3 separate regions of the Homo sapiens genome follow, and all the other regions are linked to region 2. Evidence: chromatin loops called from intact Hi-C (ENCODE). Cell type or tissue: MCF 10A. All regions are shown on one strand. Each heading gives the region's core, and the rest is flanking DNA. Links, peaks and the distances in the headings are about the cores only. Region 1 overlaps CTNNA2 (catenin alpha 2). Region 2 overlaps CTNNA2 (catenin alpha 2). Region 3 overlaps CTNNA2 (catenin alpha 2).

Evidence for each region. Peaks named below come from ENCODE experiments on the same cell type or tissue, not always from the same donor. Only the 100,000 strongest peaks of a DNase experiment are listed, where the experiment ranks them.
Region 1: a loop joins it to region 2, with 6 times the contacts of the local background. A loop is called at or near these places in 38 of 110 quality-filtered maps.
Region 3: a loop joins it to region 2, with 9 times the contacts of the local background. A loop is called at or near these places in 22 of 110 quality-filtered maps.

What each region holds. Positions count from the first base shown.
Region 1 is chr2:80,494,122-80,505,211 of GRCh38, reverse strand. The region is part of intron 9 of CTNNA2 (catenin alpha 2); the gene reads right to left. Among named protein-coding and RNA genes, the nearest start is that of LRRTM1, 190 kb to the right of the region's middle. In MCF 10A, for the core only: a CTCF peak has its summit at 5,927 (motif pointing right); DNase peaks (open chromatin) are centred at 5,931 and 8,241.
Region 2 is chr2:80,081,043-80,092,132 of GRCh38, reverse strand. All of the region lies in intron 7 of CTNNA2 (catenin alpha 2), which reads right to left. Among named protein-coding and RNA genes, the nearest start is that of LRRTM1, 220 kb to the left of the region's middle. In MCF 10A, for the core only: no CTCF peak of the experiment used is centred there; a DNase peak (open chromatin) is centred at 5,212.
Region 3 is chr2:80,233,244-80,244,333 of GRCh38, reverse strand. The region is part of intron 7 of CTNNA2 (catenin alpha 2); the gene reads right to left. Among named protein-coding and RNA genes, the nearest start is that of LRRTM1, 66 kb to the left of the region's middle. In MCF 10A, for the core only: a CTCF peak has its summit at 5,460 (motif pointing right); a DNase peak (open chromatin) is centred at 5,473.

The DNA of each region.
Region 1 (11,090 bases), core at 1,300-9,299, 410 kb before region 2:
ATTCAAACTTCATGTCATCAGGAAATTTGAGCCAACCCTGATGTTCCCTTTATTTATTTATTCATTTATTCATTCATTCATTCTTATTCTCCAATGTGAACATATGATGCTCCCTTTTTAGCTTGGGGCTAAGGCTTAATCTTCTGCTTAGCCATTAGCCTCCGTAAGGCATGCCACCAAGGCAAGCCATGAGAAAGGACCCAGTGCTCTGCTGGGTGTATGTGTGGGACATCTAGGAGCGCCAGCACCTGCAGTTCATCGTCCCAATAAAGAAGTTCTGAGCTGCTTCATGACCTCGTATTTCTTAAAAGGGAAAATATCTTTCCTGACTGGAACCCTTAAGCCAATACAACTAACAGAGTGCAGGTGGTTCTTGAAAGGTGAGCCACAGGCCACGTGTTTAAAAAGCTGGTATTCATTATGAATTGACCCTAGGTCAGGCAGTGATGAAGAACTTTTGTGTATACCTCCATTGAATCTCCATCACAATCCCCGGAGCTAAGTATGATTACAATTCCATTTTACTGGTAAGGCGTAAAGGAGACCTAGAGAGAGTTCCCCACCCAAGGCCCTTCAGGTTCCATGTGGTAGAGTCTGTATTTGAAGCCAGAAAGACTGTCCTTGCTCTCTCTGGCTTCATTCATGTTGTAGACAAAATTCTAAGACCACCCCAAGGTTCCCGCACTCTGGTGTACATTCCCTGTATAATCCCCTCCCCTAGAGTATGGAAAGGATTCATGAATACTACGGGATTGTCATTCCCATGTTGAGGTTACTAATCAATTTACTTTGGTCAAGCAAAAGAGATGATCCTGGGAGAGCCCAGCCTTATCTATGGAGCCCTTTCAAAAGATGGTCAAGCATTAAAGTCATGCTCTCCTAATAAATTAAAAAACTCGCTCTACAGTGGAGAGAACCATGTGGCAAGGAACATCGGGTGGGAACAAAGAGTAGCCCCTGGCTAACGGCTGGCAAGAAAGTGAAAATATCCATTCTATAATCTCAAGATACTGAATTCTGCCAACAACCACAGGAGCTTGGAAGAAAACACTGAACTTCTCAAAGGAATAAAAACTGGCTAACACCTTGATTTAACCCTGGTGAGGCCCTGGGCAGACAACCTAACTAAACCATGCTCAGAATTCTGACCCATACAAACTTTGAGATAATACATTTTATGTTGTTTTAGGCCACCAAATTTATAGTAATTTGAGCTGTAGTAATTTCTGCAAAAAATAGCAATGGAAAATGAATACCATTCCCTTAACTTTCCTTCCATCCAGTTCTAACCCAGCTCCTGAACCTTGGCTCAGCATTCTCTTTTCAGTTCAGCCCCTTCCACTTGGCCTTGCAGACTATTTCCTAGACTCCAAACTTGGCTTGGAAGCTCAGGGCTCTGTTCAGCCACTATCTGGTTCTTTCTCCAGCTTCCCTGATCCTCTTTCCAGGCTCTGGACCCAAACTGACACTGACCTGTTTGGCCAGAGCTTCCCTTTTTTACGGGACATTCCAAGCTTGAAACACATGATCGGGTGCAGGACTTTCTAAACAATATTAATCAAGCTCCATAATAAAGGCCCATCAGAAACTTAAAGCACTGAATTAGGTCTCTAAGAGCCATTAAAAGTTTGTTTGTTTTTCAAGAGGGAATTTGGCACAGAGCTGCAAAAAGAAGAAAGGGGTATAGATTTGATTTTGGGCTCCCCATCTCCCACTTCATACGAATTAGGTCCAGTTGGTATATTTCACAGCAAGATTTTTTTCAAAACAGAGGCTATAATGCTAATAAATGAATAAAAGTCTGGCAACCATTGTTGTCATAGAAGTGTAGTTGCTAGCATTGTCTACTGTGTGATTGTGCGGAAAACATCTAAGCTATGTAAGCTTCAGTCCATTCTTCTCTGAAATTAATAGGTGGGACAAAATGATCTCTAAAGCTCCCTCCAGCAATAATATCCTATGATTGAAAGATTTCTAAAGCCTAACGTTTTGCAATTGGTAGAATTTCTTTCTTTTATTTTTATTTATGGTTTTTTTTTTGAGACAGGTCTTGCTTTGTCATATAGGTTGGAGTGCAGTGGCACCATCATGGCTGAGTGCAGCCTCCACCTCCCAGACTCAAGCAATCCTCCTATCACAGCCTCCTTAGTAGCTGGGACTACAGTTGCATGCCTCCATGCCTTGCAAATTTGTAAAAAAATTTTTGTAGAAACAAGGAGGTCTTGTTATGTTGCTTACACTGGTCTCAAATTCCTGGGCTCAACTTATCTTCCAGCCTCAGCCTCCCAAAGTGCTGGGATTACAGGCATAAGCCTCCATGCCCTGCCACAATTGGTGGAATCTCTTGATTTGAAAGAAGCTTGAGCTAATGAATGACTCGGGAAGAAGGTTCTCACCCCAGCCAAGACCAAGGAGGGCCATGTTTTTCCATCTGGCTACCTGGGTCCCAGAAGGGCCATTTGTCTTCTTTTAAAAACCACGAGGGTACACATGGAGGGTTTTGGCTGAGAGATGCAGAGGGTAGCCTGGATCCTGACCAAATGATGAGCTGCCTGACAGCCTGCTGACCACTAACTGCCAGATACCTTAGGATCAGGGAATGCAGTAGAGAAAGTAAAACCAGCTTTGAGGAAGAGGAAAGAACACAAAATAATAATTGTAGGTCAGGAGCTTAATTTGGAAAAAATGAAAATAAAAGCAGTGCTTTCTTGTAATTTGTCTTTGTCTTTAGACTTCCTTGAAGAATTTTCTTTCAAGGGTGTGTGAAAAGAGGGCCTGCATTGTGGGCAGGCTGAGTGGGCAGGTGCATCTGCAGAGAGGACTCTGGGAAGAAAAAGGACTTTCTGTTTCCACAAATAAGCATACCATAAGTATTTCTCTGTTGCCAGGAATCATTTGAAATTAGGTTAAATCCCATTATTTTGCAGAGAAGTAAGCTTGAAAATTAAAATCTTCCTGGAGGAGAAAAGTCAAAAACAAAGATTTAAATGACTTATGGTGAAAAAGTTCCAAATATTAAATTTTATAGAAAGCAGATGTGTGTGAGGAGGAGCACTGCTGATTTAATGTGTATATATTTAGGGATGGTGCTATTTACTCTAGGCCAGGTTTTTCTATTTGCTGGCATATAGCAGGGTTAGGATTCAATCCTAGGCCTCTCTGACTCCACAGCCATGTTTTCCTTTCTACTACTATTCCAAAGGACCCCAGAATAGAGTGTGTTATAACAAACTTGGAGAGTTTTACAGAAACCAACCTCTGACAAAATTTTCCAATCTTGAGTTCAGCATTTCAGTGCACTGAACAGTACTGGTACCCCATGCAACTCCCTGTAGATTCCTTTCCAAGCATGGTGTGTTCATCACCCACCTTCCATATACTTAGTACCTGCACCCCTTTAAGGATGGATGGTCTCTTGTAAGTTATGCTCCAGAGCACCTTTTGGGATAGATCTGAGTTCAGGTAAAAGCAAACCTTTGCTTGGCTTTCCCCGCATATCCAATTTTGCTTCCCCCACTCCCTTAGGGGTTCCTCCTGAACGCACATTCATAATAAATCCTTTGCACCCAAATCTTTCACTGAGCACTGTTTCATGATGAACCCAAGATACAACTTCATAAGAGAATTTTAAAGGTATGATATGGCAGCTTCCTTGTTATTTTACCTTATTTAATGAATTTCTCTTCCATGGATTCTTTAAGGAGTTTCTAACCCCAGTTCATATTGTTTATGTTCTTGAGCTGGTAGAGAACTAAAGCAGTTCTCTAACCATGTCTTTCAATGTGTCACACTTAATTCTAAAGCAAATGTCTAAGGGATTTGTTAGTAATACAATGTCAGCTTTTCTCATTTCAGTTATCTGTTCAAAAGAATATGGCTCTATCTTTCAGAAGAAAAGAGTTACGGTGATATATTTTTGATTGTGCAGGCTCAAGTTATTCTCTTTCTGAGATGGTGAAAGCATTCTGACTGCTTCACATAATGGGTCATATACTGGCCTAAGCAATCAAGTGTATAAGGGATATAATCATTAAGATGTAATTGATCCTTGTATCGGCATTATGCCAAATAAAGCAGAAATTGCAATCTTTGGACCTATTCAGTTTTCCATTAAGTAGAAGACTAAAGTGAAATAGAGAGATGTGATATTTAACAAGAATTCCTGTCTGGCTCAAGAGATTCATTACATTTGAATTCATCTTAGAAATAAGGAATCAAAGTGAACCTGACCAAGTATATAGACATTCACTCCTCTTACCTGTAAATCAATCAATCAATAAGAAGAAAAACTGCATCTAACCTTGTTAGAAAATGAGCCTTCTGGAGGAGAGATAATAAGCTTGAAGCTTTAATGAAAAATAGCTTATTAAAATAAACGAAACAAATAAAAATGTATATTGCAAAACAAAGTTCCTGAAGTCTATAGGGCTGCCACATTGCACAACTTGAGGCAATTTTCTGTGCACCTCTACCCAGTACACACTGAATCTAGGACCCTTTGTACATTCTGTCAGCAAGAGGGGGAGGGAGAGAGAAAGTGGGGAAAAGGAAGTATAAGGCACAATTGCAAAAAGCTGTCTTCAAAAGTTTGAATGTATTCCGCTGCACACTACTCTCCAATCTCTGAACGACAGATAATTTTTCAATGTCCTCTTTCTCTCTGGATCATTGAGGTATTATGTAAAGAAATTCAAATTGGGTACTGGATCATCCATTAATGCTTGGCAAATGACAGGCACTCAACTGATGTTTGTTGGGTCGATGAATATATGGATGAAGAAATGGATGGACAGATAGATGGGTAGGCGGATGGGTGGATGGATGAATGAATGAATGGATGGATAATAGATGGATGGGTAAATGAATGAATGAATAAATGGATGGTGGATCATGGCAGGGAGCTGTTAAAAGAAGTAGCAGGAGGAAGAGTTTTGAGAACAAAACAAAAAGAGTAAACTTTTATTCTGCATTTTTGCGGATCCCATTCTCACATAGCTTCTGTCTTTTTGATCTCTGCACGCTTTCTTTTTTATATATTAAAAAGTATCTACTTATTTATTCTTCTGGGCTGCATAATATGGCTAAATGCTATGATTTGTAAGCACACGCTTCTATTTTGGAAAAGGTTTAATCATATTCCATTCTTCTACTACATAAACATTTTTTGCATTTGGATTTTTTGTATAATAAGTATTTAAGACTTACATGGCAAGGATTTGTGTGCTTTTAACAATCTAAAGCTGAATTCCTTTTATGTTTTAACCTTTTTTTTTTTTTTTGTAGAACGTTTCAAACATACACAAAAGTAAAAAGAAAAGCATAGTGAATCCCCATGTAGCCATCTTGCAGTTTCAATATCAACATTTTGCTAATCTTATTTTTTATTCTTTTGAGATGGAGTCTCACGTTGTCACCCAGGCTGGAGTGTAGTGGCATGATCTCGGCTCACTGCAGCCTCTGCCTCGCAGGTTCAAGCAATTCTCCTGCCTCAGTCTCCCCAGTAGCTGGGATTACATGTACTCACCACCACGCCTGCCTGATTTTTGTATTTTTAACAGACAGGGTTTTGCTGTGTTGGCCAGGCTGGTCTCGAACTCCTGACCTCAGATGATCCTTCCACCTCAGCCTCCCAAAGTGCTGGGATTACAGGCATGAACCACCATACCTGGCCATGCTAATTTTGTTTTAATTAGCTATAGCTCCTTTAAAAAAAAAAAATTCAGGCCAATGACACTATAAAGCAACCACACAAACAAGTCTGCACTCTTTCTAATCAAACATGCTTTCAAGAGAGGAACTGATAAACTCATTCCCATGAAAATATGAACATTTTTAAAAACTTGAATAATGTACAAACAAAGCAGAATCTTGAGCATACATCCACTAAGTTCACTGCAGCATAGATACAGCACATCACCAGGGGGCACCATTCACATAGAATAACATGAGAGCTGTACGCCTTCAGAATTATAAAATATGGTGGCTTGGTTTATATAACAGTTTGAGAAATACCAGGTAACTCCTTTCTCGGCTTACTTCCATTTTTATAGGGGCCAGAGGAATCATTACATAAATATGGAATATTGGCCATCAATAAAGGGACAGAGTAGGGAAATATTATGGAGACAGCCCTTCCTAACGCTCTTGAAAAATTGCCCCACATAGACTTGTCTCAATCTACGAACAGGGCAATTGAGAAATCACGTTACTTACTGCTTGATAGACACCTTTATTTTAAGTGCATCTGGGTTATGTGTGAGTGCAAACTGACTGCCTTGAATGATTGGGAGGATATTATTTTATGCTGTGAATTTATCTACCTCACAGAGCTGTAAATATAGCTCCATAAGTCAGAAGCCAATTAATAAAAACCCGACTATTTAGCAAGAAAAGGGTTACATATTCAAATCCAGCACCCCCAAATATATCAGGGATGTTGTGAAAAACATGAATTCAAACATATTAAGAAATCGGTAAAAATGTTTTCCAATTTAAGAGAGAGATGGGGCATGGAATGCTGAAATGCTGGCAGGAATGCCAGGGTGGCCTTTGTGATGCCCGTTTATCTGAGCAAGATACACTTGGGTGGAAAAACAATATGAAATTTTTACTGGATGATCTTTTCTTCTTCCCCTAAGCATATAAAAGGCATCTTCATGTATTCACTCTAAATAAGCAATATGCTGAAAGGGCCCTTTAGAATGTACATTTGGGAGAAAGGTGGGGGCAGCATGGAAATAAAGGAACATTCAAGATCAAGGTATTCTTTGGTAGGGAAATACATAGGAGATTGCAATTGGCCTTAAGAAAATCATTATAAGGACACATAAAAGAAGTGTGAAACAATAGGCTTTCAGTCAGTCACAGGTGATTACACAAAGTAATTGCTCCACGAAATCAGTAATAGCTCAGCTAGGCTCATCTAGAAAGTCATGTAGGCCATGGCCATGTCCAGCTATAAAGGGGCTCCCACTGGTTTTGTGAAAGTCTGTGATAATGGGAGGCGGAGAAGTCTTTTGTGAGTTACTTGAACAAAAACAACTTGGGGTGTGGTTGTGCACAGAGTGGTTTTTTTGGTTGTTGTTTGTTTGTTGTTTATTAACTAAGAGACTTGATACCCTGCTCCTGGAAATTGGAATTGTATTCATTTTTTATTGTTGCATAACAAATAAATAGAAATATAGGGACTTATAGCAACCCACGTTTATTATCTCACAGTTTCCATGGTTAGGAGTTCAGCATAGAGTAGGTGGGCTTTGGGAACAGGGTTTCATGAGGCTGAAATTAAGGTGTCAGCCATGGTCTGATCTCATCTGAGGCCCCTTCCAAGCTCACTGGTTGTTGGCAGAATTCAGTTCCTTGCAGTTATAGGACGAAGCTTCCCACTTTCTTGCTGGCAGTCCATCAAGTCCCATGCTCAGTATTTAGAGGCTTCCCACTGTTCCTTCCCCTGTGACCTTCTCCACACATACCAGTTGGCTCCTTTAAGGCCAGGAGGAGAGTTTCTCTCTGTCAGTTAAGATGGAGTTTAATATAATGTAACATAAACAAGTCAGTGACTATCCCATCATATTCATGAGTCCTGCCAACACCAATGGAAGGCATTATGCAGGGTGTGTAGAACAGGGGACAGAAATCTTGGGGGCTATCTGAGAAGTCGGCTTACCATCAGCAGTACAGTATGTAGAAGACTACTCATCTTCTGCAATAGGGAATTCTACGTGATATTCCCATGAGCATAGTCAAAGAGTTTAGTGTTTAGTGTAGGTCTTAAGAAAGGAGGAATATAGACTTCTTCAAGCCTATTCTCTTTGAGAATTCTGGAGCTAGGAAGGAACTAGCTTCTTGCCTTTCTAACCCAGGCATGGGTACATTTCTTTCCCTTGCACTAGCCACTCAGAACTGTGGCCTCTGGTATTTCAGAAAATCAGACTCAAAAGGGAATTTTCATACTGTCCTCAACACCCTTGTGCCTCACACAATGGCACTGTGGTTTGGCATTCCTGCTGTGAGCTCATATGATAGTAAAATAAAAAGAGTTTGAAAAACTAAGTTTAAGATATACTGAAAATTAATGAATCAAACTCAAGCACATGCTCAGATATCTTTTCTTCAGCAAAACTTTTCGGGCTCTACTTCAAAGGAAAAATAAATGCAAATGCTCCTCCTTCATCCTCAACACAACCATCTCCCCACCCTCAAATTCTTTCAGGCGCTTCGTTCATGCTTCTCCTGAGTCACATATTGCTTTAAAAGGCATCGTGTTGATGATGAATTGGTGAGTCATAAACATGGGGGATTAATAGTCCTTTAAATTTAGTAGCAGTTCAAAAATAAAAGTGGAAAGCACTAATTTTTCAAGTCTTAAAATGTCCAGGATATAAAGAGAATTTTAAAAGCAGTCATCTTTCTCCTTATGAATGCAACGATTATAAATTCAATTGTTTGAGCAAATATAACAATTACAAACTCCCTAGCAGCAATGCAAGTCATGAAGCACTAATATAATAAGAATCATCATGCAAGAAGAATAAAATTACAGTAGTTACTAAGTATCGGGTGCTTACCCTGTACCACATGATCACAGCCATTGTTTTTCATCTTTACCCTGACCAGAAAAATGGTTTTATCCAGAAAACAAATAAACAAAAAAAAAACTGTCCTAAGTCATACTAAGTCATATAGCTAGCTAGCTAGTGGCAGAGCTTGGATTTAAACTCAGATTTAATTCCAAGTCACGTTCCTCTCATTATGTGGTAATGCAGTCACTTGGTTTATAATTTACAGGTTCTAAGATAAAAAAAAAAAAAAAAAAAGACAGTGAAGAAGACTAATACTTAATTAGTGCCTTGTATTTGCCAGGCATTATATGTGTATAACACATTACACCCGGCTCTTCACATTTAGAACAATGCACAGAGCCAGCCCATAGAAGAGAAATTTGTCTATATCCCTACATTAGTTTCCTGGGGCTGTCGTAACAAAGTACCACGCACTAGGTGGCTTAAAACAACAGAAATGTATTGTCTTACAGTTCTAGAGGGAAGAAGTCCACAATCAAGCTATCATCAGAACTATGTTCTCTCCGAAACCTATAGGAGAGTCCTTTCTTGCCTCTTCTGTGCCTCTGGTGGTTTGCCCAGCAATGTTTGGTATTCCTTGACTTGCAGCTGTGTCACTCTAATCTCTATTTTCATTATCACACAGCCTTCTCCCTATGTGTCTCTGTCTTCAAATGGCCACCTTTTTTTTTTTTTTTTTTTTTTTTTTTTGAGACAGAGTCTTGCTCTGCCGCCCAGGCTGGAGTGCAGTGGCATAATCTCGGCTCACTGAAACCTCCGTCTCCCGGGCTCAAGCTATTCCCCTGCCTCAGCCTCCCAAGTAGCCGGGATTACAGGCATCTGCCACCATGCCCGGCTAATTTTTGTATTTTTTAGTAGAGATGGGGTTTCAGCATGTTGGCCAGGCTGGTCTCGAACTCCTGACCTCAGGTAATCTGCCCACCTCAGCCTCCCAAAGTGCTGTGATTATAGGCGTGAGCCAACCGTGCCTGGCCAGAATGGCCATCTTTTTATAAGGACACCAGCCATACTGCTTTAAGGGCCCAACCTACTCCAGTATGACCTCATCTTAATTACATCTCCAATGACCCTATTTCCAAATGAGGTCATAGTATGAGGTACTGGGGGTTAATACTTCAATATTTCTCTCTTTCTTCCTTTTCTTTTTTTGGTGGTTGGGGGAGGTAAAGATTCAACCTAAAATAGCCCACATAATCTTATCTTCTACAGTTGTTTCTTTTTCCAAGTCGAAAGCGCTTTAAGAGACAGAAGAGAGTTTAGTTGGTGAATGTCAGACAAATAAGGAGAGAACTAGAATCCAAAGGGCAGGTAGATTCTCAAGGCACAGTGAGAAACACAGGAAACCCTCATAAGCTGGGGAAGGACAGTTGTTTGTATTAATAGGAACTTGAATTTGTAAAAGGACCCAGCTGTAGTGATACAGGTTCAGGAGCTGGCTCCCTGAGTGGTGAGGTAATATCTTAGAATTTTGAGGTTATTAACTATCTTTAAAGTCATCCTGGCAAACCAACTATCCTATGAGTAAACTTTTTCTACAGTATCCCCAACAGGTCATCATTTGGCTACTTCTGGGTCATTCCTGGTGCCAAACATCACGTAGAACCAGGAGCCACCACAGTTCATGCTGCAGATTGAGAACAATATTTCTTTGATAATATTTTTGGTCAAAAAGAGACACTCTAGGGGAAATTTGGGAATTCAATGGAAAATTACGCCATATCTGATTCTGACTCCTTGGGAACTATTTTGCAAATCTGAATTTGTTTATTCTTTGCATTTGCCTTGGAACTGGTTGTAATACCTCACCAGTTTCCTCATTAATGAGTTAAGTAAGATTTTTAACACATACTTACTTTTATTCTATGAGTCATAAATTTGCCTTTTATTAGAAATTATCTTTTAACACCACAGAGACATAAGACATACTTAATATGAGCTAAACTGTCCCTTCGTCTAGCTTTTCTGTAAGCAGTTCTAACTAAATCATGCAGAATAATTCTAATCTCTTTTCCACATCATGACCCAATAAATATTTGAAAATAGCACTCCTAACTCCTCTTCTGCCCCCTAAGTCTTCTCCACACAAGAATCCTCTGTTCTATTTTTTTTGAATTAAGAGAAAAAAAAATCTATGTATAGTCCCCCCCACCATGCATCTAATACTAGGTTATTATAAAAAGTCATTAAAAACATCACCTGTCATCAGGGACAGCCACTGTTACTCTTTTCATGAATGTATTTGGAATCTGTTTCCCATTCATATTTGTCTGTTCTTTAGTCCACAGCCATCACAGCTTTCCTGGGGTGGACTGTGTGCTTCCTGTCCAGTGACTTTGCCTTTTCTTTTCAGTTAGTATCATTGCAGGCACTTTCAGTTCAACTCTCTGTAAAAATTATTGTTTATTACTGTCCTAGTTTTCCAAAATACACTCCTTATGTTTAAGACTCTCCCAGACATTTTTCTCTCAATAATTTCCCACTTTCCAATGCCTCCTTTATTACGGAGTT
Region 2 (11,090 bases), core at 950-8,949:
AATCCCAGCAAACGTGGAGGCAGTTCAAATGCAAGGTGAGCCATAATTTACACACACATCTATTAATAATGATCATTTGTCGTGATTGCTAGAGACACAAAAGTAAATAAGATACATTTCCTGAGCACAAGAAAGCTTTTTGGCTAATAAAAAGAGAAAACAAAGGTAACAAACATGGGGTATGTCTAAGAGCATCAAAATTAAAACAAAAATTTAACTTAAAACAACAGTTTGGATGGCCAGAGGATCCTGTTTCACAGAGGTTTTGCATAAATTGATTAGGAAATGCTCCTGTCTTGTCCAGTCCTTCTTCTTGAAATCAACTGATTGATTTGGCTTCATAGGTCCAATATTGTCTTGAAGCTCAAACCTGAAACTATTTCGTGCTCCATTTTTTCTAATGTTCCTGGTATCCCATCACCTCACAGCTGAAATGAGGCTAGGGAGGCTCACCTTGCTCTTCTGGCATTTCCTTCTGATGTCATTGGCATAATACCCCTTCAGTCTGACTTGGTCCCCGGGACTCTGTCCTAACTCTAGCCTAGGTGTTCAGTTTTGTCCTGATTTATACCAGACTGCAGGCGGAGAGTATCCTGCTGGCTCTAGCCCAAATCCCCACAGCTATCATCAGAATTCTCTAATCGTTTTTACAACCTTTCTCTGTCCTACACATCTTAGCATTTTTGACTGATAAGACAGGGCACAAACCATCATATCAGCTCATTTTCCAAAACTGAATCTGGTCCTGCAGACCTTGGAAAACTAATTATGTCTTTTCATAACAGCCTGTGACTAAACCTGATGTGTGAGTGGACAATGGCCCTTAAACCTTCAAAGAAGGCTAGAAAACAAGTCGAATAGTAATGAGTCCTATTGATAAATTGTAGCTCTTAGCTGCAAAAGTGCTTATTCACTGACCAAGAGCCCTGCAATTTATTTTACTTCATTAGATGCTGAATCCTTCAAAAAACTGCTGGAATTCCAAAAGCTTTGAATCTAATTATTATAAGCATGTTTAATCAAACTTTAAAACTACTTGGAGTCTAATGCTGAAATTTAGATGAGACTATACCTCTCTGACACTCATATGTTAATACAATTCCAAATCTCTGTGAAGACATGAAATAGACCAAACATTTTAAACAAAGCAATATAGTACTTTCAATTTTAAAACATTCTCTGCTGATAATTCTTCTCGTGACCATTACTGACATTCTCTTCATCTTCTCCAGAAAATCCAATGTAAAAAAAATGAGAAAGAGCATCTTAAAGATAGAGCTACATATAAAAACTAGAATCTTAGCTTTGGAAAAGGACTTACAGGCTCAATTCATTATGTGATGTTTGGATTACCTCTACTATACTCATGCAGGGAATCATCCAACCTAGACATGACTATTTTCAGCCTCATGGTGTTGTCAATTCCATCTTTGCATATCCCTGAAAAGGCTTCCACCTTTTCTAATATAAACTTCTTTTATGGAAATTTTGAGCTCATATTCACACACAAGTGCACACTGCATAAGATGAGGTTCAAGAACTGAACACACATCCTAACTCAATTTGGAAAGAGCCCCATGAGCCACTTGCTACGTATTTCACAAGCGTCCTCATGCTCTGAAGCTAAGAAGAAATGAACAACAGCTAACTTTCAAATTCTTACCAGAGGCACCCAAAGGGAGTGTTTCCCAGACTTTTCAGTCCAGGACAGCCCTGTGTTCACTGTACTGTATTCCTTTGATGGTGCTTGTAGTAGCAGGAAGCAGACTGTCTGTCTATTCTTTAGTTATTTAGTTCAGTCATGTCTTCTTGACCACAGGGGCCTGCACAAGCACTCATTGAGCATATGCAAACACATACATACAAGCACACAGACTGTGTGTTCCACAAGCAAAACTCACATGTAGGCATGCACACACAGACACACACATGCATACACACAAACACACACACACACACACACACACACACACACACACACACACAGAGAGAGAGAGAGTGAAACTTCCTTTCTTTCTCTACTATGGTCACCACCATCTCTATACTTTAACTTCTAAGTTATAATTTGACAGACCTCTCTTGAGGACACCCTGAATGAACATCCCACATCCTGGCAGATCAACAATGTTTTATAGAGACCCAACATTTTAACACCCTGACTGGGTGACAGAAAACACCTGAAGGCATCATTCTTGGCAAAGGCAGAGAACTGGGGAGAGCTGGGGAAATGAAAGTCCTCCAGCTTGGAGGGCCCTAGAGAGCCACATTTCTCACTTGACACAAAATAATTTCTTTGTTCATTTGGTAAAGTTTGTAGCTGCTGGCTGGCAAGATGAGGACACTGGGAAAAGAGTCCCTTGGATCTTCCCTAAAGCAAGGTCTGATGAGAAAGCAGAATGGGGTGGTAAGTTGCTGACAATACTCATAGTGAAGGCAGTGGGTGAGGCCAAATGATGCTTTCACTGCAAAACTGAGTCAGAAACTACAGGTCAAGCTCACCGCTAGATAAATTTCTTAATCTAATTTTACTAATTTTTTTTGCATTTTGTTGTTTCTTTTATTTCACTATGGTGAAAGAAGTGAAACCGTTAAAATAAAAAAAAAAGTATCTATGAGCGTAATTGGTTGGAAGGAAGAGAGAGCTTTCAAGGTCAAGTTTAGCATACAGGCCAGAGAACCCCCAAAATGCAAAAGGGAGCGCAGGTTGTAAGGGGAGGGCACTAAAGAAGAAACCGAGATTCTAAGACCCTGGTTTTCCTTTGACTTATGTCTTTGCTTTATTAGGGACTCCTTTCTTTGGCTTCCAGAGAAGCCCTCAATGAAAGTGAGAATATAGATTGTCTTTAGCGTCTAGCTCTACATTTTCCAACAACCTTCCCACTTTTGCTCCCACAATTCTAGAAGATTCCATTTTAAAAACTGGCACACACTGTGAGATCCAGAATTTACAGGAAGCCCCCACCAGGAAAATTAGGTTCAGAAAAACCAGCTAAGGAGGGGGAAGTAGTTCCTCTAAAGTGGTACACGCCAAAGAACTTTTCATGGGCCTCCTGGAGAGGATAATAGGTCTTCCACGCATGAATGTTTGTCTGGTGTAATCAGGATGGGAAACACTGAGCTAAACACAGTGAAATGGGTTTATTTTCCCCTCCACTGATCACACTCTCCAATTTGCTGTTGTCTATTATAAATTTCCAAGCAGGAGTAGGAACGTCATATGCACAGAAACCTCTGTCTGACAGGAAAGAAACACTAACAGAAGAGCTGTAGGTCTCAGTTAACAGCGATTTAAGCCAAAGTCTCAGGGTCTTTCAAACATGTTGAGTGTTCTTCTTCTTCTAAAGATAAAGTGTCCCAAGTGACAACTCTTGCTTTGCTGAACAACTTCACCTTTCAATCCTTCTTTCTTTCTTTTTCTCCCATAAGTGAACAAATACCAATTGAGCATCTATGTGCATATAATCCTTCTTGATTTAAAACAAAACCAAAATAATAACCACAGTACCTATTTGAGGCAAATATTTTTTTAAAGAAGAAACAAACAACAGAAAGTATATTATATTTATTCCCAATATAATAGCTTATATTTAAAGATACATTATAGACTTGTTGAATAAATATGTCTACTCCCACTAATTCCACAAACATATGCTAAACCCATAGTATTTAGTCATGCAAATAACCAATAAGGGACAAGACAGCCTTAGGCTAAAAGGTGGCCTGGTCATGTCAACAGGAAGGGTAGCAGTGAGGTTCGGAGGCTGGGCTTTAATTCCAGGCTCAGACGTCTCACTCATAAAATGTAGATAACTACATGGTGTCTGCCTTGTAGGAATCATATATGGGTTTAATAAGATGATTTCAGTAAAACACATAGCAGAGAATGAGCCCTGAATAAACAACAAGTATTATTATTATTGGTTATACTTATCAACTCTAGCTTAACCAGGAATTTTATTTCTCCTCCAAAACAGTGATATTAGGATGATTACATCTTAAATAGTGAGTTTTTCTGAACTTAGGGGCACTTTCTGAGGTTCAATGTTTCTTGTGCTGCTGGAATAGCACAGTCACCTTTCCATGAACAAGAAGGGTCTCAGAACTGGTAGTTCCTTGCCCCTGAGAACTGGGTGGTCGGCAAGGGCTGAAGTGATTAATACGTGATTCAGCCCATTCATATTCCTTCTTGTTAAGACTTCAGGACTATTTTCAGTTGTATCAAAGATAGAGTGATAAAGTGAGACTAGGGAGAGAAAAAGAGAGAGAGAGAGAGGAATAAACCAAGTCTGCCTTACACCTCTGTGCTAGAACTGGAATTATGACAGCTCCCTTGCTACTCCAAGAGGGGGCTGTAAACCAGCCATATGGGCATCACCTTGGAGCTTGTTACAAATGCAGATATCAGGCCCCAGCCCAGACGTACTGAATAAAATCTGCATTTTAATAAGATGCCCAGGTGATGTATATGCACATTAATATTTGAGAAGTGCTACCTTAGAGAACTTTCATTTTCCTCAGGGTTGCCAAACCTGCTCACTCCAGAGAGCAGCCCACACAGGCTAGAGAACTTCCCTATACCCAGAAGGCTACTTTGAAATAGAGGGAAACATAAAAATCCTCAGACCCACTTCACAAGAAAAATCCATCCCGTATTTACACAGACCTGCATACCTGCTTATGGATTAAGCTGTTACACTTTCTGGTTTGACCCGTTTCCTTGTAACTAGCTTGGACCTCAGTTTCTTAATGGAAACAGACATATATTGCACACATCACCTTCCTACCTGTTTTCTCAGTATATAATATTCAACTTGATGGGAGTTGTCCAGTGATGTTCTGTACCTGTGTATTCCTATATCACTTAGGTTTTCAGTTTTATTTCACTCATTTCAGGATATACATAGAAAGTGACACAACTGTCTACACCCTGAAGGTGTAGACAATTAGAATTTGCAAGGCTATAATTGCTGACTCACTGTGAAATGCCTTCCCACTGTTCAGCCTGCCTTTTATAACAGGCCTAACAATTGTTACTATCAGTCAAAGGAAGGTTGACATAGCAAAATAAGTGGTATCTGGTCTGTCTTATAATAGGATTAGGGCATGCATGAGCCGGTGGGTCTGACTGCTTTGTAATAGCTGCTCTGTTAGTAATCCTCAAAGCATCATCTGGAAACACATTTGAGTCACTGCATTTATTTTGAAAAGTCTCTGATAGAGACTCTGGTAACTGCGGCCTCCCAGTGGTATGTTTATGTTGCACAACCAAATCAGTTTCTTGAGGCCATTTGGAAAATGTCTTCATAATGCTTCCTATCTTTGTAAAAGGCTTTGCAATTTACCCAGTGCTTTCCTGTACATTATCTCACTTAGCTCCCACCACTGCTCTGTGAGGTTGGCAGGGCAGGCTTCACCCCAATCTACACATTTCAAGCCTTTGCCTATAGATAAACTTAATAACCTAAGTTAGCTAGGGCTAATTTAGTAACTTCAGTTACAGGGAGTAGATGCCTTGCCCGGGGTCCTAAGGTGAGTAAATGATAAAGCCTAGGCCCAATTCCATGATTCCTAAGTCAGAGCCCTTTTGCCCACTGTGTTGCTGCTTCCCAAATTTTGATTCCACATATCACAAGGAGGTGTCCAAACAATCAAGTCTCTGACCAAGAATTTCTGGATCAAATTAATTGGGTCTTATAATGACCCCAGTTTACCATCTCATTAGTTTGCTTGTTATCTTGGTGCATTTCACTTTTTTCAACACTTTAAATCAGCACAAATAGAAATATGTTGTCTGTGTGGCCTTTGGTTATTTAGAACAAAACTGAGTTCCTCCTATAGAAGGAAGGAACTTTAACTGCCCTTAAACATGAGTGTGTTACGTTTGGAAACCTAGGAAATACTTGTCCTTGTTTTAATTCATTTATTCATTTGTTTGATACATGTTTTTGAGTACCCACTAATGCCAGAATCTGCAACATTTGGGTCAAATTCATTAATCAAGAAAGTATTGTTTTTTTAGATTGCCAAATCACCTTATTGTCTTCTATTACTTGTAACAACATGATGGCTCTGAGGAGGATTTAGAATCACTGATTTCAAGTCAGATATTCCCAAATATCTGCACATATAGGTGATTTACAAAACATCTAAATACAGAGCTATACTTTCTTGCTAAGTTTAACCGTAGGCATACATGTCCCATCAAGATCAATTTGAATTTTGTGCTGTATTAACTCTCTGAGCCAGTCTTTTGCGTTACATAGATTTAGTCAGCATCAGACCTCCCCTCACCCTTCTCTCTTTTCTCTACTTAATACAAGTCATTAATACAAATATTGAGCACAACTGACACAAAGAGGGAACCTTAAAAGTGGTCATTAAAGCCCCTTCTCCATATCACTCCAACATAACTCATCAATATAGGGGAAGCCAGAGAACTTGAAAAAAAGATCCAGAGACAGACAACATGCAGAAAATAGGATGAAATAATGGCTTTAGTAAATCCCTCTAAAATTTTAAACAAACTATGCCTTTTCAAAATCACTCAGCCTTTAGAATTCAACCATTATACATGCCTCAGGAATACAGGTGTGCATACATAACTGTGCACCACCATTGGCCTTATTTTTTTCCCCATAATTTATCTCTTGTGCTCTGAAGTGAAAGTTACTAGAACTATTCGGAAATGTTTGTGTTCTCTTTTTGCACCATGGTTAAGATTTGATGTCCTTGTGCCCTTTTAACTTCGGCATGGCAATGTGACCTGCTTTGGCTAACACAATGTGAACAGAGGAAATGTTTGACACTTTCTGGAGGAAGCTCTGGGGGACAAGTGCATTATGGGCCATATTTCCTTCTCCCACTGATTGCAGGAACATGAGTTGAGGACATAAGACTACACTGAGCAACTGTGATGAGCAGAGCCCTTACCAACCAATATTGGTCATGGAAAATGAATTAAGAAGGCATCTGCTGCATCAAAACTTTGAAATTTGAAAGATTTTGGTTCACCTTAACTTGGCCTATTCTCACTGACACATCTAGAATGTGTTTTCCATGCTCATAAAAAGATATCTGAGTTCCTCTTCTACCATTTAAGGTCTTCTATCAATTTTACCTCAACTTACCCCTCAAACGTTTTTCACAACAGTCACATACTACTATCTGCTTCTTCTAGGAATCCCACTTTTATCAAAACTCCACCTTGTAATGTTCCTTTTGTTCGTCATAGTTCAGTGCTATGTCTTGGGAGCCAAACTAGCCTTCACAATTTTTTTTCATCTTCATTCCTGTACCTAAAACATCACAGAACATCACAGGCGGAGGCAAAATATAAGTAATTCCCCTGACCATTTCCTTTGCTTATTTACATAAGTGCCTCAGGAACTGCCAACCAGAGAGTAAGTAAAATAAACCATAATCAGTTAGAAAATTCCCTAAGTAGTTAATTAATGTATTCATGCAAGATTGTCTTATACCATCCTGGAGGTGTGTAGAAAGCATGATTTCTCCAGAAATTTGCTTTCATTAATCAAGTCAGTAAGCAATATAATAACTACTTATTATAATTCCCGAAGTTTTCTTTGACAAATTCAATACGAGCTGATTGTGTGTTCCCGGACTTAGAAGAGTACTGTCATATATAATGAGCCAAGGGCAATGGGTTGGACATCCTAAAAGAGAGATTTGGAGTCAATTAAAGATAAAAATAAAAAGGACTTTGTTAAAAATTAGAACTCCACAACAAAAGAATGCAGTGCCTGTAAGAAGCATTGTGTGTGCTCTGAGTCAATGAAAATGTCCAACAGAGGACATCTATCAGAAATGTCACAGAAACAGTTCCAGCACTGGGTGGTATTTCTACCAGATGATTACTAGAGTGCCTTCCTGCTTTCTTGTTCTGTGATTTCATTTCTATTTCCCTGTGTCAACTTCTCAATAGTTCCTGTCACTCCTTTCTGAGTTGCTCCTAAATCCCATTACAAACAACAGATTAAGGGCAAAGAAAGAGACTTTTAACTTGTCCTTGGTAATGCAGGTCTACCTAAGGAGGTACTTAGAGAACGTGATTCCAGGGGAGCCCAGGAGATTGGGTTGGTGCAGAGGAAGGCAGTGGGTGAAGAGCTGCAAATAAACCCTCCTCTACAAATGCTCTTGTCTCATCAAGATACATTACCTCTCTGTGGGAAAGCCACCGAGCTAGCATTTACTATTTTGAGATTATGATCCACTTCCCAACCTACTGTTAGCATCCCTACATACCTCACAAAGTAATTTCTTCTTGTAAGATCTTGACAGGAATATTAAAAATTCATAAATGTATTGCCTTTAACCCACAATGAAAAAATACAGTGTAGACTTTGGTAAAGAAGCCTGGTATAATATAGGAAGTAAGAAATAGCAAGGTTCCTTACTCAAATAATACCACATGGAATTATACACATATTGAAGTAAGAATATTCCAGCAAGGCTGGTGACTCTGACAAAGTTCTCAAAAATGACTCTTCAAGAACATCCTCATTGAAAATGAAGAGAATACAGGAATGCTTCCTTCTTTCATGTTTCTCTGACATTGCCTTATTCCCTAGACATTAAGCCAATATGTTCAATTTGACTGGAGATGCGTAGAATACCCATGCCCATCTTCTGCATGGTCCTAACCCCTGCAGGCAAACACAGAAACTTTAATGGTTCTAACTCTCTTCTGTGACCCAGAGTCTTGAAGATCTCTTCTCAGCTTGCTACTGTGGCAACCAAGCAGCCTACTGAAGCAGTTAATAGAACCTAGTAGATTAAAACAATGTTCCCGTAACAAAATGTTTCAGTCTAGATCCATTCTGGCTTGGGAATTTCAAAACTAGTACTGAGGAAACTAGTTTTAAAATTCCCAGTGGCTATTTGCAAGATGAGACAGTTTGATACAGATTGAAACTTTGAATGTCATTCTGCCAATGACTTCACAGCCCCAGTCTATTCATGATAATGGAGTCCAGAGAATCAAGGCAAACCATGTCTTGAATGTCCAGGTTCCAGGGGTATTTCCCACATGAGAACAGAAGGAGGGAGGTAACTGAAAACCTTATATTTTTTCAGTGATGGAAAAATCAAAACACCTCCTGAAACAAGAAGCTATACCCCTGCTTTTTTATAAGATAGGGACAACCTAATAATAATTGTAATACAATTCAATATGGAGCATGGGAGGTTACCTTTTGAGTGCAAGAAATCACAGGGCACAGTCTATTACAGCCCTGTAATGCAAATGTGCTGTAAATGATCTAATTAAGATACTGGTTACAACACCCAATTGTCTCCCAGGTGACACAGTGGAAACTCCATTGCTTAAAAGTGATTTAAAGCTATAGCATATAAAGAAGTAAAGAAAACAACTTGACCCTCACAGAGACATCATATTCTGGTCATCTAATAAAGATAACTTTAATGCTCAATTTTTTCTTCCTGTTTGGAGATAGAAATAGTTTTTAATAAAATACATCCACTTATTTTGAATTTTAAAACTCTCCCAAACTTAATCCAAATAGATTACCATCTCATTTATCCAGAAGTCACCCACCGACCAAATGCACCTGCCTGGAGTTTACCCAAGAACCTGTAAGTAAAAAGCACTGGACTTCAGGCAAATAGATGCCAAAAAATCTTTTTGGCAAAACTTTTGAATTTTCTTCTTAGATTGTAAATTCCTTGGTGAAATGTACTGTTTCATGTATTTGTTCATTCAACAAAACATTATGAGGTACATACCATAAGTTATGCTCCCATTCTGCTAGGTACTGGGGATACCAAATCAGAGAAGCCAATACTGACCCTCCTCAGTCTGTTTAGAATACTTTTTAAAAGAATGGAAAACAAGAAACCAAAATAAACGAAACCACCAAAAATAGTGAACTATTTGAAACAAAAAGAAATCCCATTAATTCTCTAAAGTTATTGAACTAGAAAAAATAGCATCAGATGACAAAATATGACTCAAAAAGCATTTCCATTTGGTTTGAAATGGAAATTTCACCAAACGTTCAGAGCAACCAGATATTGGAACCCTCTGGAGAGACACCCTTTAATTCCTACACTTAGGTCCTCCAACACCACAATATTAATATAATCACCCAGCACTCAAAGAAAACCAGACTTAAGGCTAAATAGAAATTTCATATACTTTGTCTCCTGCATCTAGCTGCAATCCTTTAGTGTCCCAAAATCTAGAATAATCAATCTTCAAATATGGATTTGGTATTAATTATTTCCTCAGCTAATAAAAGTGCTTCTATACAGGATACTTGGCTATGTTGTTGGTTTTCAAAGATGAGAGAGGAGATAGAGAGAGAGAGAAACACAGACACACACAGAAATAGAGAAAGAGAGCAAGAGAGAGAGAGAGAGAGATTGTCTTAGCGGAGTAGTAACTTGGATGGAAAATAGAGAAAAAAAGAAAGTGAAATTAAACAATAAAGGTAAGCAAGAAAGAGCTTTATGAGGGAAAATAAAGTTTCTCCAGGCCAAATCAATTTTTTAAAGCAACTTATATCATGTCTTTTGCAAAGCTGAAGTTCATTGGAGTTTGAGATTTTACAGGAAAAGAACAAAGTGAGAGACAGAAAGGGAGGGAGGGAGGGAGGGAGGGAGAGAGAGACAGAGACTTTTCTTATCACATGTTTCTGAAGGGAGCCACCCCAGCGTTTATAGATTGCCACTTATTGTTGGAGATACATACCATCAGATAACGAAAACAGCCCCCCCATGTTTTAAAATCCCCCATTTAAAATTTAAATTCATTAGTTTATGAGCTGCTGGGAATTGACAGTTTTATACCCCAATCCTCCTCGAAATTTATGTAAAGCCTGCTATAAAATGGAATAGGGGAGCATCTCTAAGCGAAAACACCAAACACAAATTGCTAAATAAAAACGCAGCTGAAGCCGATTTGCTGTGGGTCACATAACCAAGAATGTTGTTTTTATTAAGGGGAAGTTCTTTAAGCATTTGCTCCTCACCCGACCACGCTTTTTTTTTTTTTAACCAACATTTAAAATATTAATGTACTGTTTTTATTGCTTCCTTGCTTCCCTCCTCAA
Region 3 (11,090 bases), core at 1,100-9,099, 150 kb before region 2:
GTTAAGAATCGTCTAAGGTAGATTTTTCTATCTCTGAACATCACATGTTAGTCAATCTACAAATAACATGTACTGGATTCTGTAAAAAGAAAGACAAAGCATATGTACTTTCCTTTCTTCCTTTATAATAATGGCCAGAAATTTTGATCCACATTAATTTATTACACCACGGTTCTGACAAACACTATACTGCAAAAGTTCTTCTTTAGTTATTTGTAAGCTCACAAAATAGATAGTTTCTCTTCATGTTAGGTCATTAATATCCCTTGGTCTGTGTTTTTCTTCTTCGTCCAGCCAAAACCTTGACTCTTTGATGTGTGGCCAGAGATGAGGCCACGTTTGATGCAGATGGCCCTGCAGGCTGCTGCATTGATGTCCCCTAGTAGAAACTGCAGCAAAAGCCAGCCAGGATGTGGAGGAATTGGGACTCTCAGTCAGTGGGAATATAAAATGGTACAGCCTCTTTGGAAAAGGGTTTGGTTGTTCCTTAAAAAGTCAAACATACTCTTTCATATAAACCTATTCTAGGTACCTACCCAAGAGTAGCTATTCTACTCCTACATATTTAACCAAGGGAAATGAAGGCATGCAAAAACTTGTACACAAATGCCCCTAGCAACTTTATTTGTTATAGTTCCAAGCTGGAAACAACTCAAATGTCCATTATCCAGGTGAATGGATAAACAAACTGTAGTATATCCACACAATGGAATGCTGCTCAGCATCCATCACCATCGATACACGATGCAATGTAGATAAATCCCAAAATAATCCTGTTGACAGAAAGAAGCTAAAACAAAAAGAGTGCATATTGTTTGATGCCATTTATATAAAAGTCTAGAAAATACAAACTAATATATACTAACAGAAAACAGATCAGTCGTTGCCTGGAGATGAGAGTGGGATGTGAAGGGGGTGCAAATAGCCCAAGGAAATATTAGGGCGTCATGGATCTTTTCATCATCTTGATGGAAATGATTATCTCGTGGAAACCATCAAATAAAAAGCTTATCAAATTGTTTATTTTAAATATGTGCAGTTTATTAGATAACAATTATATCCCAATAAAGCTGATTTTACAAAAGATGTGAAAAACAGCTTAGAAGAAAAAGGAAGACACAGGAATTCCCCCTTAGTGTCTGTGGGATGACCCCCATAATGTTTCTTACTACTCACTACTGAAATAAAAATTTAAACCAAATAACATGCTCATGTCTGAAGAAGGAAATTCATAAAATAGCATTCTATCTGAACATGTTGGTCTCTTCTCTAAACAACCTGACCGATACTTGTGGAGTCACCCTCTAGCTCTTGACCTAGTTCTGATCTGCATTTGGGCCTGTGTTCAAATGACTTCTGTTTTGCACCTCCAGAAACTGTTTCTGGCCCTTTGCTGCTCCCTCCGCCTCTCTCCTCCAGTGGTCCTAGTGAAAACCCATAGCCTGGACCCTGGTGGCAGCATAGCTATTCTGCTCCATCTAGCAGGATCCCTGCAGAATGAAGAAAACACACCACCCAGAGTTACCATCAAGAAGAGAGAACAGACCCAGGCTGGCAGAGGAACAGCTCGGGCCAGACTGCTGTTCAGCTGCCCTATCTGGATAAGGGAGGCATCTGGGGAGATGGAGCCAAACTCTGAGTGGGAAATGCCATTGTTTGAGTTGACACTTAGACAGTGAGGGCTGGGACAGATGTAAACGTTTCCTGCTGCAGCGCAAAATGGAAAGATCACAGGAGGCTGGCACCTTTGATTTGGCTCTTACAGTACCACAAGGAAAGCCAGCAATGCCAGGCTATTTTTAATGCTCAAAGAGCCTAGCAAAAGATTTATGACTACAAATATGTAGTGTGGGAGAGATAAATTGAAGCAGGACTCTCCCAGCTCCAACAGAGGAGTCAGCCTGCCAGCCTGGTCAATAAAGTATTTAAGCCCTGAGTGCTGTGTGGGTTGTCATAGATTAAAATTTGAAAATCTTTTATGGTGTAACAAGGTCCTTAATTATAACTCTGAGCTTTGGATCATTTTCAGGTTGTGCAAACAGCAAGAGTTATGCCACAGTGAACATCCTTGGATACAATAGCCTTTCAATCCAATGTCCATGAGAGAAAACACTCAATTCTCAAGTTCAGAATTATTTTCCTGGAATAAAGGAATCTGAGAGATTTCCACCATAAAATCTTCTCCAGTCTCAGTTGTACTTGGTATTATTTCTCTCTTTTATGGAATTCAGAGAATCTAATGAGCTGACGGAAGTTTCACGGTGATTTTGTTTTCAACTGTTTTTCTTTTGTCACTCAATATTGCTAAAACATTCTTTCTAAAATTTAAGATTCATTATGAGTTAACTTGCTGTGGATTTCAGCTGCTGATGAACTTCTTTGGCTGACAGTTATTAAATCAACAACCTCTCTTGGAAAAAAAGGAGTCTTGAGTCGGTAACTAATAGGACTTGAATAGCAAAATATTTAACTATCATCAATAGATTATACTAAAGTAGTTTTGATTCTTGAAGAATATCTGGCATTAATCTACAGCAAAGTTAACCTTATCCTTAGGCTCAGTGCTTGGGACTGACTTCTAGATCCAACTGCCATATAATCAGATAATCTCAGAATATCATTAACCTAGAGTTAGTTAAATGCCCTATACAGATGAATTTATCTTATAAAATAGAAATTATGTATAGGCCTAAATATAACAAAGATGATAGATAGATAGATAGATAGATAGATAGATAGATAGATATAATAGATGCATTGATAGATAGATGGAGATACAGATGTATAGATATATATGGCATTTTATATACAGGAATGTAAGAAGGGTGTTCATGGACCTGTATAGCTCATAATGAATATATATATCTAGGCCCCAGATGAATCTTAATTTATAAAACAGAAATGTTCCTAAAATGCTTTAAAGTAATAGAATCACTGTGCCATCTAGTAGCTCCTCCTCCTTCCTCCCTCAACTGACTCTACTTACCATTTACAAAGAAACTTCCAAAATTGTTTGATGAAGTTTTTGTTTAACCTATATGTCTCAATTTTCCTGGTCACTGAGTAAACAAATACTGCAGTGCATTAGAAGTACTCCTGATTAAAAAAAAAAGGACTCCATAAAATCAATCACATTTGCAGTGAAAATAATTTCCAGTTGGTTAGATATGAATTTGTGAAGATGGGATACTTTTACAACTGGCCCTTTAAATGTGAAGGCAGATTGAATAGGACAAAGTGGGTGTCCTGACCGAATTAGAACTCCTTCACCTGCCTGAATTGGCAGCCGACTTCCATGCTAACTTCCCCATTTTTCCAACCTTGTCAATTGAACTCAGGGAATTTAGGGCAGTGGGAAGGGCATTCATGGACCTGTCTGGCTCCTAAAATGCCACCCAGCCTCAGAGTTCTAACTATATTCACATGTAAAGTAAAGGGCAAATTCCTGAATATACATACCCTGATGCTACTTCAGAAAATGTACCCAACACATCCATGTTTTACATTATATGTTAACTCCCTCAAACAGTTAAATCCTGTCTCTTCCTAAAAACCCAGGTTGAACCTTGGCTCCACAGTGAAGATTTTAATGATCTTACATTCCCATATGAGATCTTCTTGCCTCTATACCTATAAATTACACTATGGTATTAATGATGAAGGAGCAAAAAAAACAGAATCATGTAACAGAGAGAATTTTTTTCCCGGGGTTATTAATGCTGTGTGGGAAGGAAAGAGAAACAAAGATTTGGACACAAAATGAGTACGAATATATGTTAATGTACCATGGGAGCCAAAGAGATTGGGTGGGTTTCACAGGGCTATACTCGAGAGATAATTTGAGCAAGTAATCTGGTGAGAAGGAGTGGGACTACGGTGCACATATCTGTGGAGATGGCTGGAGGCAGGAATAGCAAGCAATTTCCGTGGAAACATTAAAGATTGAGTGTTGCAGGGGAAACACAGGGTACTAGCATTAACACCATAGAAGTTCTCAAATCTGGGTTGAGTTCAAGTTATTTTGTGTATTCTCTAAGATATCCTAAAGCCAAGGCCAAGTGATGACTTATGTTGTTGATCATTATTTCATGTGTGTCTTAGAGTCACCACTTAGATTGGACAGGGACTTTGTTCATCCTTCTCTAATACCTTCCATTGGGATGAACCAGAACTCAGCTCACTGAGGGTGTTCAATACTCATTGCTGGGTTCTCTGAGTACCACCTAAGAGGTATGTAGGATGCCCATATGGTAGTCCCCACTTATGCACGCTTTCACTTTCCAGAGTTTCAGCTAACTGTGGGCAACCATGGTTCAATGACATGAAATGGAAAATTTCAGAAATAAACATTCACACAGCTTTTATTACAGTATATTGTTATGACTTTGTTTTGTTTTGTTTTGTTTTTTGTTTTTTTTTTTGAGATGGAGTCTTGCTCTTGTTGCCCAGGCTGGAGTGCAATGGAGCGATCTCGGCTCACTGCAACTTCTGCCTCCCAGGTTCAAACGATTCTCCTGCCTCAGCCTCCCGAGTAGCTGGAATTACAGGCACATGCCATCACGCCTGGCTAATTTTTGTATTTTTAGTAAAGACGGGGTTTCACCATGTTGGCCAGGCTGGTCTCGAACTCCTGACCTCAGGTGATCCACCCACCTCAGCCTCCCAAAGTGCTGGGATTACAGATGTGAGCCACCACGCCAGGCCATAACTATTCTATTTTATTATTAGTTATTGTTGTTCATCTTTTACTGTACCCGATTTATAAATTAAACTTTGTCATAGGTATGTATAGAAAAAAATAGTGTATAGAAAAAAAACAGTGTACTATTAGACCTCCACTGCGGGGCTTGGAACGTATTCCCCGTGGATAAGAGGGGGGCTATTGTATTTGCTTCAACTTAACAAATATATTTATACATATGCCCACACACTACATACAATCACAAACACACTCCCCACACACATACACAAACATCCCCACATGATACGTAAATGACTTTCTGACAATCACCCAAGTTTCGCATAGCTAAGCTGGGGGTGGTTACCCAGGTCTCAACTCTAGGCCAAAAGCTATTTTCAGCACTGAAATTCTCCCAGCATGAGAGCACTCTTCAGAGTACATCAAAAGTAGTATCTCATGGAAGAACTTTATCTAGAACAGACGTCTTAAAAATAGCATAATAATTGTAATCTTTAAATACACACATGGATGGAAGACGTAGAATTGGTTACTATATTCAATTATCCTCATACTCAACTTCATCTAATCCTGAGCTGGATGAATTGTTTAAGTGAAAAATTATGTTGTCTTCAGGCTAAAAATCTTCCCCTGCTCTGAAATATTTTACGCCCCCTCTTAACATTTTTATAACAATTAGCTTCTATTGTGAATACGGACTATATTAAGCCTCCCAGCCGACAGATCAGCATGTTGTTCCCCATTCTGCCACTAGGTGGCCGGTAGTAATTGATCTGATTTATCCCTGTGGCGTGAATTCCCAGGAGTGAGACTTAGAGACAATTCCGGATGTTTCTACCGTGTTGATGTCCTGTGGGGAAGCCAGTTTTACTTTACTTACCCTAATGACTATGTCCCTTCCCCCATTCCATCCCTCTATTTCTCTTTCAGAGCAAAGTGCTCTTTAACTTTTACGCTAGCTTCAGGATGTTTCATAAGCAAAGAGGTTCACTTTCTTCCAGTTAAGCTATGGGACTTGTCAGGAACTGTTTCATGTTCTTATTTTCTCTGAGTGAGCTATCATTATGCAGGGGCCTCTCTGCAGGCTGTCTACAAAATCTCTTTCACATCTGCATGGTTAACATCCTCCGTACTTCTCCTCCTCATTCCCTTTCCCAGCTTCATAATAAAAAGGCACATCAGCCTGTAACAAACTCTTGTCAAGACTCAAGGGCTTCTAATTAATTCCTTGTAATGTTATTTCTTATATCAATTAACTCCTGGGGAACCAGCAACTCCCTGTCAAGGCCAGCTCTTTACAACTGCAGAGTGGAAGTCTTTCTGTGCAGGAAGTGGCTACATGAACTCGACTGCACAACGTGCTGTCAGCCCCTCCTTGCCTGCCATGCCGCCATTCCCCTTGCCCTGGAGCCTCAAATGATCTTGAGTAAAGTCATTCCTTGAGGTCACAGAGTCATAAATGGACTTTTATTTCTGGATTCTCCTTGTGAGAATGCACTATTACAGTCCAGAACAGTGCTGGAGCCAGGGGAGGGAGTCTTACCAGTTCCTTCCTCTAGATGAGGTATGCTCATTCCTTAAAGCTTGTCCTTGGACGGCACAGATACCTAAATGTAGCTTTAAGAGACACGTCAGGGGAGTGGCTAGGGGGAGCAAGAAAAAGAAGTGTCAACTTAGAGAAGGTGCTGGACCAAGAAGAGTTGTCACCAACTGGGTATCCAGAATGAGCACCTTAGGAGAGGGTCCAGGCAGCCCTTCAATGAAGGGCAGGTTGAAGACCAACTCAACCCACCACCACTTTGCCCAGGATATAGAGTCTTCATAAAGCAAATCCTTTCATTTTCTTGCTTCATTTCCCAATCCTGAGTTTCATATTCAGGACAGAATTTTAAGAACTCATGCCTATGAAACATCAATGCAGATCCTTAGAACCTTGTAGTTGGAGGAGGTATTTAAAGTCTTGTTGCCCAGGGTAGGGCTATGCAGGTGTCTGTTCCACAGGTGCTTCCTCTGGCATCCAGTCTCACTAGCCCCTTCCACTGTGAAGGCCTGGCACATTTTGGAGTTAACAATGGTAACAAAAAAGGAACAAGAGTACCTCTCCTACTACTATTGCCAAGAACCACCACTGAGAAAACACAACAGTCAGTCTTTAGGTTTCCTTACACCTATGTATAGATGCTCCTCAACTTACAATGAGACACATCCTAATACACCCATCGTAAGTTGAAAATATTCTACATTGAAAATACATTTAATACCCTGATAAACCCATCCTAAAGTCAAAATATCATGCATTGAACCATTGTAATTTGGGTACTGTATGTATTTTGAACAAACACATTATTCAATTTTTTAGCAAAAATGCAGACATTTAGTAACATATCCAAGGTAACCACATTGGATATTAGCAGGGCTGGGACCAGTGTCTCCATATGCTTGACTCAATCATATAGAATATTCCTTCTCTTGTATGACTTGTAAGACACTTATTCTGAACTCATGTCTTTGTGGCTGTGTTTTCTGATCTAAGGATGAGGTTACATGGACTGACAATGGGAAGGGATCCTTGAAATTTCAGGGTAGTACCAGCTGTTGAGATGACACAAATGAAAACTGTGCATTTCTTTCAATATGTTACTGCTTTCTCTCTTAAAACAGAGGTTTGAAAAAGCTTCCTTCTCTTTGCTTTCCCTCTTAAAACAGAGGTTTGAAAAAGCTTCCTTCTCTTTTGTAGTGAAAAAGTCCATGGAGCCTATAAATTGGTGCCATCTCACATTTAATAGTGAGGAGAAGCCTACCACCATTGTGGATTCTCTGTGTCTGATTAGCCACAATGTTTTCCTTTTTGGGAATGAGCCCAGGAAAACTATTTCACTTATCCTAGTGATTTCACAGACATAAGGCTCCTTGACAGATAAATAAAAGCAAGTTCAAGTTCACTTGTGCAAACAGACAATAATCTATAGGCCTACTTTACTGTATTTTTAGACTGACTAGTTGTTCACTGAATCCATTTTCCTTTCCTCCTGCACACACTAGTAGATTACATTTCCCAGTATCCCTTGTGACAGACTGCTGCCTGAGTCTTCATTTGCAAGCAGGATAGGGAGGACTACAAGGCACTAAGTAATGAGAAGGCACAAGATGGAAAAAAGGCTAAGTAACAGTATGACTCTTTGGAAGAGACCACCCATCTCCCTCACTGCACTGCACTGATTTGACCAATAACGTCAACTCTCTTGAGAACTTCAGTGCAAGATACAGAAAGTGGGATTGCCATCATCCGAACGAGCAATCCCATTAATGGGTATATACTCAGAGGAATACAAATCACTCTACCATAAAGACACTTGCACACAAATGTTCAGTGAAGTACTATTCACAATAGCACAGACATGGAATCAACCTATATGCCCATCAGTGACAGACCAGATAAAGAAAATGTGGTACATATAAACCATGGAATACTACACAGCCATAAAAAAGAACAAGATCATGTCTTTTGAGAGAACATGGATAGAGCTGGAGGCCATTATCCCTAGCAAACTAATGCAGGAACAGAAAACCAAATACTGCATGTTCTCACTTATAAGTGGGAGCTAAATGATAAGAACTCATGAACACAAAGAAGGAAACAACAGACATTGGGGTCTACTGGAGGGTGGAGGGTGGGAAAAGGGAGAGCAGCAGACAAAATAACTATTGAGTACTGGGCTTCATACCTGGGTGATGAAATAATCTGTATAACAAACCCCCATGACACAAGTTTACTTATGTAACAAACCTCACGTACCCCTGAACTTAAAATAAAAATTTTGAAAAAATCAGAGAAGCAGTAGAAACACAGGAAGCCACTGATGTGCATTTATGGTGCGACCCTAAGGTAAGTGGGGTGATCAAGAGACTAACACCAGGTACTTGATTCTTCACTGGACTGTGTCTGTAATTCTCCCCTAAGGTGGGGGCAGGGCTCCTCTGGGTTTTCATGAGGCTCAGGCAAATGGGAGTGATCCCAATCTTCTTCTAATAAACTTTCACTCCCTGAATTAACCTGTGTGAGTCTCTGTTTCCTGCAACCAAAGGACTCTCCCAACTGACACAAAGGAGCCAGCAGCCACTTGTTCTCTCCTGCTTCCCACAACTTCCTCAGTCAGTATCTGTGCCACTCACCAGCCAGGCAGCCCCACACTTGGCCTTGACTGGCATCTACTGTTATTAGTGTTTGCAGTGATTGATAGTTCCTTCAAGAGCAGAAACAGCCCGAATACTTGGAAAAATCTCCTAGAGTGTTTAGTACAGTGTCAGGCTCTCCATTCACACAGAATTGCAGTGTTGTTTTCAGGGTTTATGGTTCCTAGAGTTAATTATGGAAATCCCTCTTTTATGGGGAAGAAGTGTGTTAAGCTTAACTCTATGTACTAAACAAACTTACTTTCATATATGCATATTTGAACATTTAAAATATTATTAAAGTAACAATGGACAAATATGAAAAAAATCACAAAGCTTAAAAAGGGAGTTACTAATCTTCAGAATACTAGTTCATTCTAAATTTTAATAAACATAAGAATTGGGTTTGGCATCAGGCATACCATATATCAACGAATGTAGTGCAAATTTTATAAACAAGTGATTAGATAGCCTGCAGGCCAAATCAGCAATCACCTTTCTTTGGTAAGTAAATATTTATCAGACACAGCCACACCCATTTATTTGTTATTGTTTATGGATCTTTATGGCTGAGTTAAATAGTTGTGACTGAAACTGGCCTACAAAACTAAAAATATTTACAAGCTAGCACATACCAAAAAAAAAAAAATCTGCCAACTTTTGGAATAGAAGAAATATTATATTAACCATTCCCCTGTCTTCATAATATTTCTCAGTACTGTGTCGTCTTTCTTCATTCCTTTTATTTCCCCTCTGATCTACATACTCAATCCTGCTCCTCTCAACTGCAGCAGTATCCTCCAATTCAACTCCTATCATCCATTCCTCACCCTCTTGCCTGAGACTTTGCCTGTGGTAATCTCTTCTGTAAGACTTTATCAGCCGAAAAACTCTTGATAGCATCAATCCAGCATTCAAAATGACAAGATCCCTGCTTTACCTTTGAGAGGTCATGAGTAAAAGAACCCTTCCCAAAGGAAGATTATAAGAGTATAATGAAAGATTAGTGAAATATTAACTAAAGCACTTTTCCTAGAAGCCACCAAAAAGAATTAGAGGTGTTAGGGTGGGGGAAAGGTTCTACGAAGATTAATACCTTCTAACATTTGTGCTTCCTCTATATGCAATATTTCCCTTAAAGTATAGTGAGACCTGTAATCCCTGTAGTTTGGGAGGCCAAGGCAGGTGGATCACTTGAGGTCAGGAGTTTGAGACCAGCCTGGCCAACATGGCAAAACCCTGTGTCTACTAAAAATACAAAAATTAGCTGGGCATGCTGGTGCGTACCTTGGGAGGCTGAGGCAGGAGAATTGCTTGAACCAGGGAGGTGGAGGTTGCAGTGAGCCAAGATGGTGCCACTGCATTCCAGCCTGGGCGACAGAGTGAGATGCCATCTCAAAAAAAAAAACAAATAGTGAGTCTATTAGTATCCTTTATTTGGGCATGAGGGTGCAGGAAGATTGTAAAAATCTACTTAGTCAAAGTAGTGATACTAGCTAACACATATTTTATTTACCACTTCTATAGTACTTTGAAGATCAAAAGAACTAGATATAGCCTCCTACAAGGACAACACTTAATATTATGAGAAATCTTTCCTTGTTCTGACATGTAATGAAATACTTCTTCAAAGCTATTAACCCAAAGTCTAGGTGGGATTGCCTGAGTGAATGAATATGGCATTCAATCCCTAACTTAGTGGGTGTCCTAAAGGTATGGATGATATTTTGCTGTGCAGATATTTCTCCATGGCTGTGTTTCCAAAATCTGACTGCTAATTGTCATCACTCATAAAGAGATGCCTTTTCTAGCAAAATATGATAGCATTACCTCAAATCCATGTCAATATAATTAAGTTTTAGTCTGTCTGTCACATCACAGATAATGGCTGAGTGGATTTTCATTAAATTTGGAGGCTATGTGTCATATGCTAAAATTAATTTGGGGGACTGATAGAAGGGGGAATGCCACAAAAGAGGGCAGTTATTCTCCAGAGCAGCTGCAATTGAGATAAGATGGAAGGTTTAGAAGCTTTGCATGTAGAAGAGACAGGCCATAAGTATTAAAATGCCATGACAGAGAAAACAAGTAGTGTCTTCAAATGAGTCTCAAATCGACACTTCCAGGGGGCATCTGCTCTTTTTCGGTGGGATTGCTTCTCACATGGGCAACTTTGTGGAAGAGCACTCTGCTGTGCACCTCAGCAGACATTTATTTC